Regions from separate parts of the Homo sapiens genome. Here region 1 is linked to region 2. Evidence: chromatin contacts called from ENCODE Hi-C data. All regions are on one chromosome and are shown on one strand. Each heading gives the region's core, a stretch centred on a gene start or an enhancer-like site at or near the end of the contact. The rest is flanking DNA. Distances are from core to core; before and after follow the strand shown. Region 1 overlaps LOC101927421 (a long non-coding RNA gene). Region 2 overlaps ZNF608 (zinc finger protein 608).

Region 1 (6,339 bases), core at 1,145-3,644, 540 kb after region 2:
CATTTGCAAAATTGAGTTAGAATGTTTAATACAATGTAATATGAAATTGAAACAGATGAGACTTCTTCATAAATTAAGTGCCTGGAAGATTTGGAAAACTTCTGAGAGAGACATCGTGTGAATTTTTCCTCCCTGCATGTCCGCACTGCAGGTGCAGAGTGGGCAGATAACACATGGAAGCCAGTGTGGCCCTATTTCCCCAGTGTTCACAGGACATGGGGCACAAAGGGCCAGCATCTTTTCGCTGTTGCTGCTTGCCATATTTAGTCACTGAGATCTGGAACGGGCCTGAGGAATGCTGAACTGAACTGTTGCTTATGTCATTAAAAACTCAACTAGGCAGAAAGCTAGGAATGGAGCAGTTGACAAAGATAAAGCCGAGAGCTCTGTGGCTTATCCTTAATTAGGTGTTGGCATTGGTTCTTGTCAAACAAGGGGAAAGAGAGTGTGCTGTAGCACACGGACGCACACAGACAGCCCTAGTCACAGTTGGAGAGAACACAAAGTGCATTCAAGCTGGCATTGAAAGGGATTTAGATAAGTACTCGAGGTAACAAAAATCGAAAAAGGAGGATGATAGCAATGGAAGCTTTAGATGAATTGCAACTGAGTGCACCTTTATTACAGCTTATCAGTCTCCAGACAGCTACAAACCAACCTTCCTAGTGCATTTCTCTTCGTGCTCTCCTGGATTAAAGGTCAAAGTAACTCAGATTTATATGTTCTGTCGCGCGGTCTCAGTCTCTCCCGTTGCTCACGTATATGGAGCCCATATCCCAGGGATTTGGTATCCCTGGCATGAAACTTTGCTCCTTGAATGAAGCAAAAGCCTTTCCTCATTGAAAAGGGTCCATTTTTCTAAAATAACTATCTCATAGGAAGAGGTTGCAAATAATGCAATATTAAAAGATCTCAAAGATGCTACTGGCATAAATACACACATGGCAACGTGCCAGCTCTAATCGTTCTTGTCCATAATTATGGTTATATTTTGCATCGATCTGACATATTCAAAAGCTAATATTCTGGTTTATTAGAACAGAGTCTATATGTATTCTCAACATACACAAAAGCTGTGTGTTTTCATAATATGTATAAGCACTTCAGACGGTAAGCTGTGCACATTGCAGCTAGCAGATGGTAGCTCTTATCACAGATAAAAGCACATATATATGTTTCTGTAACTACACCCTCAGAGAGAACGGATAAGAGAAGAATTCTCTCCACATCACAGCTTACATTACCCATCTACTTAGGCAGCAAACAGCATATGTTTTACTGCTGTGGAAAGGCAGTACTTGAGAGGAAAATATGATTAAAATAAACTTAGAGATAACCTGATGAATAAATACAAAAAACCCCTCTGTGTTAATTGAAAGTTAGGGTGTGTGTGTGCATGTGTGTGTGTGAAGGAAAGGATGTCTTAGTACATTCAGGAAGTAAGAAAATAAAGAGTACATCTTTCAGTGTTGCCGGGTAGAATGCAGGATTCCCAATTAAGTCAACTTTCAAATGAAAAATGAATAATATTTTAGTATAAGTATATTCCAAATTGTGCATGCTCCATATTCCATGCAATATTTGAGACATTCTTATACTAAAATATCATGAGTTGTTTATCTGAAATTCAAATTGGAGCCCCCTAGTCCCCCACACATCATAATTTATTTATTTATTTTGCTAAATCTGACAACCATAGTTTTCAGCTGCTGTTATTAATGGTTTTAATCAGTGTTCCCAGTGTTCCAGGTGAAAGGACAGCTATCAACAGGCAAATCTATTTTGGAAGATATGATTTCAAATATTTGTATGCTTTTTCTGTTCATACAAATCCAGCAAGGATTTTGAACATTTATCTGAATGATGCAGTCAATAATAAAGCTAGTATGGATAACTTAGGAAATAGATCTCCCCGCCCCACATCCCCAGTTTTAGATTCTGGTTTGGAACTATTTGGATAATTATTTCACTTCGGCTATACAAGCTTATCTTTTTTCCCCCATTTATGAATTTGATCTATTATTTTAGACTAAGATCTATTTGCAGTCATAAAATAGGAGACAGGCTTTAAACACTCTACAAGTACACATTTGTATTCTTATGGTGAGATAGGCATTCAACTGGAAGGTTAAATGGAGTTCAGATAATTTCTTTTTTTATTCTTTGCTCTGGCTTTTGTCTCATGTCTTTCAGCAAAAGTGAATAAAGATGTCTCCATTTTACACCAAAAGATTCAATTACTTTTCAAATGCTGGGTCAACATCTGCAGATGAACAATCTTAACCAACGTATTTTGATTCTACACAAACTTATGTGACACTTTTGTTTTCTCTCCAAGAGCAGAGAATAGATTCAAGCCTGCTATTCTGAGCTGGAGCTTCCACTGCCACTAGCACTGAACTTTTGGCAGGCAGCCAACCAATCTCTGTAGCCCAGTGAAACTGATTCCATCTGCTCCAGCAGTGCAATATATTCCACTTCAGGTCAAAAGCGGGGAGCCAGCAGTATTAACATTACACTAATCTGTAAAGACATTTTCACTGGGCTAGATAGGCTAATGTTACACAGGCTTTCAAAGCTTCAAGGGTAAGGAGCAACAGTAATTGTCAGGGGAAGATACAGTAGGCAGTGGATTCTTGCTGAGAATATTCCAAGATAGTCTAGATGAATGGTTCTAAAGAATGAAGAAAGAAAGAAAGAAATACCTTTTAAAAGAGACAAGTCATTTGCTATCTTGTTAAGCAGGTATTTCAAACACAGCTTTGGATCATATGTTTAGCAATTATAAACTCTATTGTCCTTTTTTTTTTCTCATTTACTCCTGTATCCCCAAAACTTCTTAAGCACACACGTTTACACACACACAACCTCAAAGCCTATTAAATAATTGATGAGAAGTACAATCTCTATTTAATCTCTATTTAAAAAACCTAGCTGGAAATAAATTGCTTAGTATAACCTTGGTGTTATAAAATGAGAACTATTTCCAAGCTCTTAACAGATTTGTTAAATAAAAGTGAGCATGTGGCTAACCCCTCCTCCATCTTCTCCTCCCCCTCTACTTCATCCCAGCTACCCCTCCCTGCTTTTCTGTGGTTTGTAGAAAATATGCATAGTTTGGGGATACACAGCTCTATAATCAATTGCTCTTTAAACATAAGATACCAAGGACTTTATTATAGGCCCTTAATGGAAAATACACTGAAGGAGAATACTCTGAAAGCAGATTAATGTATACGATGGAAATTTAATACCAGTAGCAGAAAGGGTCTTTTTCATTTCCCTAGTTCTTTGGTTGGGGGGAGAAAGGTAGTTTAAGATTCATGCCTTCAGGCACATCAGAAGGCATTAACAACTACATTTCAGGAAATTGTAATGTATAAAAATTCAATTTAGCCTGCTTGATTTTCTTTTAGTAGAAGAGGAAAAATGTTTGGCTGGAAATAAACCGTATGAAAATTCCCACAATTAGGAAGTATACAGCTATGTTTTTGCTATAATTTGATGTTATGCACAGTTGACGTGAAAAATTACTTTTGTGCTAGAATGATAGATTTCCCTCTAGATGGAAATATGCTATCTCTGTAATTTAAAAAGTAACAAAACCCACACATAATTTCAGTTTTCTTTCCTTACAGAGTAAGTGAAAATCTAGGGTTATACAAAGTTTTCACTTATCTTCCTCTTTTTTAAACTTAAATATGAAAGCTGTTTGGAAATTTGTAAAACTATTGGGCTTTTCAATCTCAGAAAATAATGAAGTAAATTTGGCAAGCATTTTTATTGTACATATTTAACACTTACTCCCTCCATTTATTCCTTGTCATAAAAATTTGGCTATAAAAGGAACTAAACTTACATAGAATTGAAGACCTCCCCTTCTTTTTTTTTTTTTTTTTTTTTTTTTTTACAGTTCTCCATCTAAATGGAAAATTCACACAGGGTACAGGCTAATGAATATGCATGAGTCTTCATGCATTGATATACATATGATTTCTCGTCTATAAAGAACGGTTTGGAAGACTTGTTATCTGACCAGAAAAGCCTGTAGTAAGTTGAGATAAAGGATGCTGACTCCAATCCCCTCAGCCTTTGCAACTGCTTTATATTCTAATCACTGCGCTAAGCATCTGTCCCCGGCAGGCAGCTTGTTCAATCTAGCAGATAACGAATGCAGCCCAATGGTGGCTGTGCTGGCCCTTCCCCACGCACGCGAGGAGCTAGTGTTCCATTCCTCTGATTACACAGGCAGCGGGAAAGCACTCTCAGAGCTGTAATTGCCTCCGTTTTGAAACATCTTCACCTGTTAGCCAAAGCTAAGTTGAATCACAGCAGAAATTATTAACAGTGGCTGTTTTCAAGCCAGCTTAATTTGAGCTGATGCTGCTGTTCACTTAACCCAGATGAATAGGTGTGCAGGACGAGAGTCTAAGCAGAGATGACACCCCAATGAATATTCGCTCGCAGCCCTGCTGCGGGGAGCTGGCTTGCACAACAACAGACGATTGTTAAAAAGCTAAGGGGGACTGGGGCGTTGGACGGGACTGGCTCCTCTTCAGGCACCTCTGTGCTCGTGAGAACTTCCTGACTGATGGCTGCTTTTAACAGCTAAATCATTTTTTCAATTAGTTTCCACAAATGTTGGCAAACACAGACTGTTTTTGGGGTTGTGCACAATGGTGTGAGAAACACTACCCTGCTTCCAGAGTGGCCAGAAACACTCTTTTTCAGAGAGCTGAACAGGCATTAAAATTTAATGGTCTGCTTTCATTTTCTCCGCAGTGTGCTTCAAGATGATTATAAATTACAGCATTCTGCTTACTTTTGACGGAATAAGTCATGTATCAGCATTTGATTTAGAAGCTATGTGTGCTTGACATATGAAACACATCTTGCAGATGTGATTTATCACAGAGCTCTTTTTTTTTGTTTCAGGACAAAATAGCTGAACAGGAGGCTCACCATTGTGACAGTGACCGCCATCCCCACAGTGGGGGTATGGCTGTGGCTTCCGAAGATTGAATCTTAGGAGTCTGAAAAATCTGAATTTATCTCTATTTTTCAAGTTGAGGAATTCTTTTGTTTTTCAAAGCTCAACATGATTCCTAAAGATCTCACTCTTTAAAAAAAAAAAAAACAAAACTGCTGGGAAAAGATGGGCAAGGCATTACTAAATATGGGAATTTTCTCCCAAAGTTAGATGGGGTGTCACAGAGCAAGACATCCCCCTGTAATGCCAGGGCAATTTGGGAAGCTGCTGGCTTATAGGGCCTCTGATGCAATATGACTGGCTCAGGAGGCAGGTTGAGAGCAGATGGGGGATTTGTCATTTGGATGGGTATGAGACTAGAGGGATGGTCTATAAAGGCAAAGCCTGATTCTGCTGTCAGCTAGTATATTTCTTTGCCTCTGAATCTATATCTGCTGGTGAACTGAGCTGCAACATGGCCAATCCATTCATTTCAGCATCTCTTTAGCAACAGCTCTGATGACTGTCGCCAAAATAGTTGTGTGAGGACCCACACTGATCATGAAATGATTTAACCAAACAATCAGCTGGGCCATGCTTTATTTACCAAGTCTGACTAATAACTATAACAAAGCTGCAGAAATCCTAAATATTATTTCAGAATCACATTTCCCGTAGAAGGTGTAACTTGGAAGTATATTCCCCTTCTTTGTCTCCTACTGCATCCTTTGCATCCTTATAAAACCAAATTCACGTTTCACCTTACCTCTTCTGTGTAGCTTTATCAGCACCTCCTGTTAGTTATTCATGGCCTCTTCTCTTTGGACAGTCTATTCCAGTACTTGTGACACCGTACTGTAATTATCTGTGATCTTTCTTCCTCCCCCTATGTTATTCTGTAAGACCTAACTCTTAATCATCTTCCTCTCCTCAGTCCCTAGTATACAGCCTGACATAAAATAGGCTCTCAATAACATTTTTAGGTGAATTAATGTTGAATGAATATATAAATGAATGATTATTTCAGTCAAAGGAATATGTGAGAGTATATAGCAGGCCTGGTAATAGTCCCTTAACATCTCTTTCTCCTTTTCATATGGGAAAAGAAATCTCAGTTTTTAGCTGGGCACGTGGCTTCCTGGAATTAAGACTTTGTTTCTCAGCCTCACCTGCAGCTAGGCATGATTATTTTCTAGAATGGGTCAATGGGATGTAGGTGGAAGTGGTATGGTAATTTAGGCAGTGTTCTTGAGCACAGCTGGACAGAGACTGTAATGGCTGCAGCTCTAGCAGTCAGTTTATACTCCAGGGTGTTCTTGGGATTGAAAGCCCTGTACTGCAGAACAAGATTGAAGGAATTGGGGGTTCTG
Region 2 (6,547 bases), core at 511-3,010:
AAGCAATCCTCCCCCGTCAGCCTCCCAAAATGCTGGGATTACAGTGTGACCCACCACACCCAGCCTCTATGTCTTCTTTACTCTCCAGCCTAGACAAGTTTCTTCAACCGTTCTTCATGTCACATTTTTAATTCCCCTAAAAGAAACCTTGAAGATGCCTTAGTCCAAATCCCTAGGGAAAGTTAAAGTTCCTAATGAATTAGAAGCAAATGGAGACAAATGCAAAGGTTCTCACTTCTGTGAATCCTTGCCCTAGACACACGCATACCAGGCACACTGCCAAAAGACAGCCATTCTCTCCTGGATCCCCACAGCACTGCATACACAGTTCTTGCCCTGATGGAAACGTACGAGCCATGTTTCCCTCCCCTTTCTGAGCTCACAACTAGACTCCTTCTCAGCCTCCCTATCAGTCCGATGCAGCCATGTGACTGAGTCCTACAGAAAGCAAGTGAGAGAACTGATGAATGTGGGCCACTTCCAGGCCTGGCCCATAAGAACCTCTCATCCCTTTCTGTCTGGCTGCAATGGAAATGGCTATTGTGATCTCGAAGTCCTCAGGATAAAGGTGGCAGAGTCTCCTTCATCTGGGACCCTGAATGACAAGGAGAACTTCCCAGGTCTGAACTTAAGGCTATTTGTCCTACCGTAATACATGGCCCCCATAATATTTTACTCTGCTTGTATACACAGTATGCCTAACTCTTCCAACTAGATGACACTCCTTGAAAATAGGAGCAGTGTCTGCACCCACAACCCCTGGCGGCACAGTGGCTACCTAATAGTGAGAATTCATTAAACACCTAGGAACTAACTACACGAGGACTGACGAGAGAGAGAGTCTAGACTGAATCCTACTCAGTGACTTCCTTTTATTACTACCATACTTTTTCAATAAGCATAATCTCCCACTAGTTTTATAGATGATAGACATTCTCTGTGGAGAGGCTTTGCTCCCAAGATGTTATAAATGTGGTTTATGAATTATTATTTCTGGTATTTGTGAAGCTGTTTCCTCAAGAACGGGGCAAATGCCTGATTTCCCAGTGGATTGACATAATTCTGTTTGTATTGAGTTTAAAGACTGCTTCAGAGTCTTTAAAGTGCCTCATCCCCGGGACAGAAGTCTTTGCCAAGCATCGCAAATGCTGAGTTTGGAATCAGACAGAAGTTTTTTTGAACTCTCTCAGACTACCACATCTGGATGCATTTGATGTGCATCCAGGCAGAAAACAGAAACCTCATTCGAATAACACCAAATGGTAACCCATTCATGCCATATGCCTTTAAAAAAGAAAGTTTACACATTTCTTTCCTTTTATATATTTTTTTCTAGTGAAACATTGGTGACAAAATGTCACAATATGCTGATTTCATGAGTACAGGATAAAATTCATATATTTCAGATATCATATTACCCTCCATTTTTACACAACGTGACTATTGTGCAAGGTATGATTTATCACCATTTCTTTGTTCAGGACTCCCTCCCCCCATTATTATGTTGTCGTCACTCTGTGGTATTCAATACTGGTACTTTGTAAAGGCTGAATCTTGTATAGCACAAGCTTCGCTGTTCCAGCCTCGGAGCTTATAACCTTCAGACAGATCCTTCTTCAAATATAATTATTTGGGAAAATTTAAAATGTACAACTAAGGTTGCTCATAAAATACCTGCCAGCCAAAAATCAGAGGGACTTTCCCATTACCTGTGCCAAGTATATATAGAGCACTAGGACAGGAAAAGTAAGTGTTGTCACATGACCATAAAATGCAGTATGTTTTTTTTTTAAAGAGCCCTACCGCTGGGCTGAATGTTTGAAGAGTCACTTTAAACACATCCTGTAATCAAACCATCTGGAACACAGTGCTGCGATTAGTCACCCTGAACATAGGGCTTTATCTGAACAAATAGTGTATGGCAATGGAGCTTGGGAGATAGGGCAGTACTAACAAAAGGAAGTGTAATGAAACACTTTATGCCCTAGTGTGCCGCCACCCCAGTCATAAACCCCAGAGACACACTGCTCTGGTGTTAATGTACTACTTTATGAAAGCACAGTGAGCTTAAAGATTAAAGGACTGAAGGGCTAAAAATTGCTGGTTTGGATAGATCTTCTCTGTCAGCGGCTGGAATATGTTGGCATCACTCTATCTGCGTTAATTATAACCTCTCAGATGACAGTTGAGCATTCCTATTAGGGTTTGGTGTTATTTTCAGGGCATTAGGAACAGGGTTTGTTTATGGGAGGGTAGTTACGATTCTTGGTTTGCCAGAGGTTAATCTGAACACAGACTTGTTTTTGGTTCATCTAAACCCAATCCACATACAACGACAACAAAAAATGAAACCTTAAGCAATAACAAAAGCAATGGAAAAATGCTGTTCTACTCTGCATTTTAAAACATGATAATCTTTCTTACTTGACTGTACTTATCTCTTTCAAAAGTACATTTGGTCATTGGTATACAATCTATGGAAATCCTTTTTTAAAAAAAAAATCTGAAAGGATTTTCCCCCTAAATACACAGAATAAGCCCTAAACACACACACACACACACACACACACACACACACACACACACACACACACACAGCTAAAGAAACCTTGTTTCCCCATGGGCCTTATGGTTTAATACACAAAAGAACACAGAGCCACTTCCATCACTGTCACCTCCCCTGCAGCCTTTGTTCTGAGGCCTGATGAGCTGTATTGATTTGGGAAAATCATTGAGCTTCTTTGGAAAACTAGACTCTCGCTTATTCACTGCCATCTATTTCTTTCCCATGAAGACAGGTGGTCAATATCCAGCTGACTGGTCAGCTAAAAGAAGCCCAAGCTGCTTTTTTCTTGCTTCCCTAGTAACATTATCATTTCCCACTTCTAGAAGATACAATGGCCTGTTAAGGAGTCTTGTGAGTAAGAAGAGGGAGCAGAAATAAGACTTTTATAAGGCACCACCGGTAACACTAAGATGCTGTCCCATATGTTCACGTGGGAGGCTGCACCGCACATATAGATGGTGACGATATTTTCACTGACCAAGTTTAAGCATCAGTGAAAACTTACAGGGCCCAAGATATAACATGAAAAGAAATACTAAATCAAAACAGATCATTAGAGACCAGGTGCAGTGGCTCACGCCTGTAATCCCTGCACTTTGGGAGGCCGAGGCGGGTGGCTCACGAGGTCAGGAGATCGAGACCATCCTGCCCAACACAGTGAAACCCAGTCTCTACTAAAAAATAAAAAAATAAAAAAATAAAAAATAGCCGGGCCTGGTGGTGGGCACCTGTAGTCCCAGCTACTCGGGAGGCGGAGGCAGGTGAATGGCGTGAACCCGGGAGGCAGAGCTTATAGTGACCTGAGATCGCACCACTGCACTCCAGCCTGGGCGACAGAGCGAGACTCCATCTCAAAAAAACAAACAAACAAACAAACAAAAACAGATCATTAGAGATCAATTAATGTTTACTGTGGAAAGACATGCTTTACTTCTTTTAAATAATCAAAACATATGTTCTACCAAGCAAGTGTCCTAGTTACAAAATGTCTTAGGTGTAATTTAGACATTTTAAGTAACAAAGAGCATCATAAAAAAAAATCACATGGAGATCTTTAGAAAGTAATTTTTAATCAGGAATTTTGATCAGTAACAAAAATATTTGCTTTTAAGTTAGGCAAACATACATATCCTAAAGCAACATTGCCCTTGATGACTTGAGGCCAGCTTTAAAATAAAATAAAATATATGTACTGCACCATTCATATACAATATGTACCCCTTATTGTGTAGACCGTTCCTCTAGTAGTTCCTGCTAAGGTTCCTGGAGTCCCTACTTTGGGGACAGGCAGGCAGAACAGGTTTCAGGTGATAGTGTTGGGGGAGGAGGGAAGAAGACAAGTCCCCTGAGCTTGCTTCAGCAAGGTCAGCAAGTCAGACATTTAACTGGGATGCATCAAAAGCCACCCCCTGTACCCCAAAAGGGATGGCCTTCATGCTGTGGTCCCTCAGCGCTCAGTCAACACACAGCAGGATGCAAGGGACAAAGGAGGACAGGAAGATAGAATCAAATAAAAAAATACAGTCTTCTGAGACAGACATTTGGAGCAATTCAAATGCATAAACTGAATATGTACATGTATAGAGTGTGTGTCTGTATACATTTGTACCAAGGGGTTTTATTTCTTGTCTTTGATTAAACTTCCTAGTAAGTAGCTGCCTCCTTTGAGGCTTAGTGCCACCAAACTAAGCAACAGCATCACTCTGATTTCTAATGCCAAGTTTGAAACTTAATTTTTCTCCTGCTCCTTGTCAGGCACCACTGGTTGGTCTGAAATCTGATGAGTTTGGATGACGATTTCTAGTGTGGGGCAGGTTTCTCAAACCCTCTCCTTTTTTAAAGCCAAATTTCCTCATTAGAGTAGCAGAATGCTTTCTCCTTCTCTTCCTCCTCCCTCTCTTTGTGGGAAGACAAAGGTTCAATGCCCACTGTAACAGAATTGACTCCCCTCCCCAATCCAGTCTCACAAGCTTGTATCATTAGCTTGTTAGGACACATTTTTCTTCTTTTAAATAAAAGTGTTAAAAAGTTTGGGAAAGGTATTTTGTAATTATTGAACTAGGCCTACTATGAGCCATAATAATGACACAGATCTTGTGGTATTACCTCCTAATGGTCATTCCTTTCCTAAGAGTGTTATTTTAGAAGACGGCTATTACAAGTGGCCCTGGGCACATAGCACAGGGCCAGGGTCTGTCAAAATGAGAGGGAAACAGCTTTCACTTACTCCCACTGTCAGACTCAGGAGGTCACTGAAGATAAGCAACTGAAAGAGTGCAGCCATTCAAATCATTGGTCCCAGTCCTTTCCTGCACTTAATATTAATTACAGGATTTTTTTTTTTTTAAGTTAACAACTCAGATACCCAAGCTCTCCACGATGCCATTACTTCGACTAGAAAAAAACAGGTAAAGAGAACAGCAAGCCAGACAAAAATAAATCATCCTTCAGGCAAAAACTCCCCCTCCATGCCACTCACCAAAAGACGAGTACTCTAGGACTAAAAGGGCGTAGAAGGGTGTAAAATGCTCTGAATTTGAGAAGTCATTAACAGCTATCTGCCACTTCCGTATTTTCTGTATCTGGCAGCATAGTCTGTTTCTTGCCCAATTCTTCCCCAGTGGCAGGAGCAAAGGAAGGAGGAGCAGGCAGGAAGGCAAAGTAATTACCAAGATGAATGAAACTGAAAGATGCAAAGGAAATAAAATGTAAGAATGAAAAATCTCATGCCTTGTGGGGAGGGATAGGCAAGGAAAAGGAAATAGGAGCTATTGTCTTCCTAACTCCTCTCATCACCTAGTTTTCCTCACAAACCCACCACCTCTTGTAGATCAGTAGGTCATGGGTGATTAGCAGAGTTCCAGGTTTAAATGCCATTGAATTGCTTGTCAAAATATGTGTAATACAACTACAGATTATAGGACTGTATCTTAAAGTAATTTCTTACCATCCCCAGTCCTTGAGCTGTAAGGAGACAGTGGGAACCAATTGACAATTATGCTCCACATCAAAAAGCTGCTACTGATCCATGTGTCTCACTGGGATTGAAGAGCCAGGCTTCCTATAAATTATGATGCTTTATTTAAAGTCAGAGCGCTTATTTGCTTTTGTGCCAGCTCTGGGCCCTTTTCATCTCTAGCTATACCGGGCCCAGGAGAGCATACATTCCTACCGCTCTGCTGGCCACCAGCTGTGTCCTCTGTAAATCATAAAACCTCTGAACAAGCTATTCTTTACAAAGGCCAACAACATTTACTGGAAATGATCACTCTGCTATTATTCCATTCACTGAAATTTAAAATAGCAATTTACAACAGCAGCCGAAAACAGAAGAACTGCCTCTCTTAACTCTGTGTGTGTGTGTGTGTGTGTGAGAGAGAGAATGGGAGAGATCTGCATGTATATGGCACACAAAGGGGTACATTTTGTGTGTCACCAAAAAGCCACCATCTTTGCAAATCTAGAAAGGAAACAAGGAATATGAATGTCAGAGAAACCAGACTCAGTTTCACCTTTGGCGGCAGGGTGAATGAGGCTTAAGTTGTTGGTGAACCTCCCTGTTCTTCCTGGAGGTGGCCATGCCCTGCAGGCAGTGTGGGAAGTAGTTCCCACATTCTGGTAGAGAAGCCACAGCATGTGGCTCAGGTTCAGAATGCAATAGGGAAAGCTGAAAGGATGAACTCTGCAGTCATTTCTGAGGAGTAGGAAGGAAGAAAGAATAAACAGTGGCCATCAAATGGAGCACCCTAAGCACCTGAAAGCATGTCTCTGGAGACAGAGGCAGACTCACCTGTTCACAACCAGCTTTGTAGCCGCTTCATCTTGAGCTAACCTAAACCTACCTGAGCCTCAGTTTCCTCATCTATAAAATGGGAGTAATATGGATATTAAATAAGATGTGATTTATGTAAAGTATTTAACATGAGCACTGGCATAAAGAAGCCACTCAGCATATGTACTACGGCGTCCTCATCTTTTAAA

What was found. Hi-C counts contacts between places; a loop is a spot of excess contacts on that map. Pooled maps may share reads with other maps.
Region 1: a loop to region 2 is called in a map of heart left ventricle, with 2.8 times the contacts of the local background. The contact joins two enhancer-like sites. A Hi-C loop is called at or near these places in 2 of 168 maps with a recorded cell type or tissue (heart left ventricle and psoas muscle), 7 of 37 single-sample maps with no recorded cell type and 5 of 50 pooled maps.

The regions. Positions count from the first base shown.
Region 1 is chr5:125,196,322-125,202,660 of GRCh38, forward strand. All of the region lies in intron 4 of LOC101927421 (a long non-coding RNA gene), which reads left to right. Among named protein-coding and RNA genes, the nearest start is that of LINC02240, 290 kb to the right of the region's middle. Within about 2 kb of position 2,395, at least 4 of the 41 ENCODE cell types and tissues checked have a DNase peak (open chromatin) inside an H3K27ac peak, as active enhancers do.
Region 2 is chr5:124,654,256-124,660,802 of GRCh38, forward strand. All of the region lies in intron 3 of ZNF608 (zinc finger protein 608), which reads right to left. Among named protein-coding and RNA genes, the nearest start is that of ZNF608, 89 kb to the right of the region's middle. RefSeq lists an enhancer at 6,048-6,547. Within about 2 kb of position 1,761, at least 19 of the 41 ENCODE cell types and tissues checked have a DNase peak (open chromatin) inside an H3K27ac peak, as active enhancers do.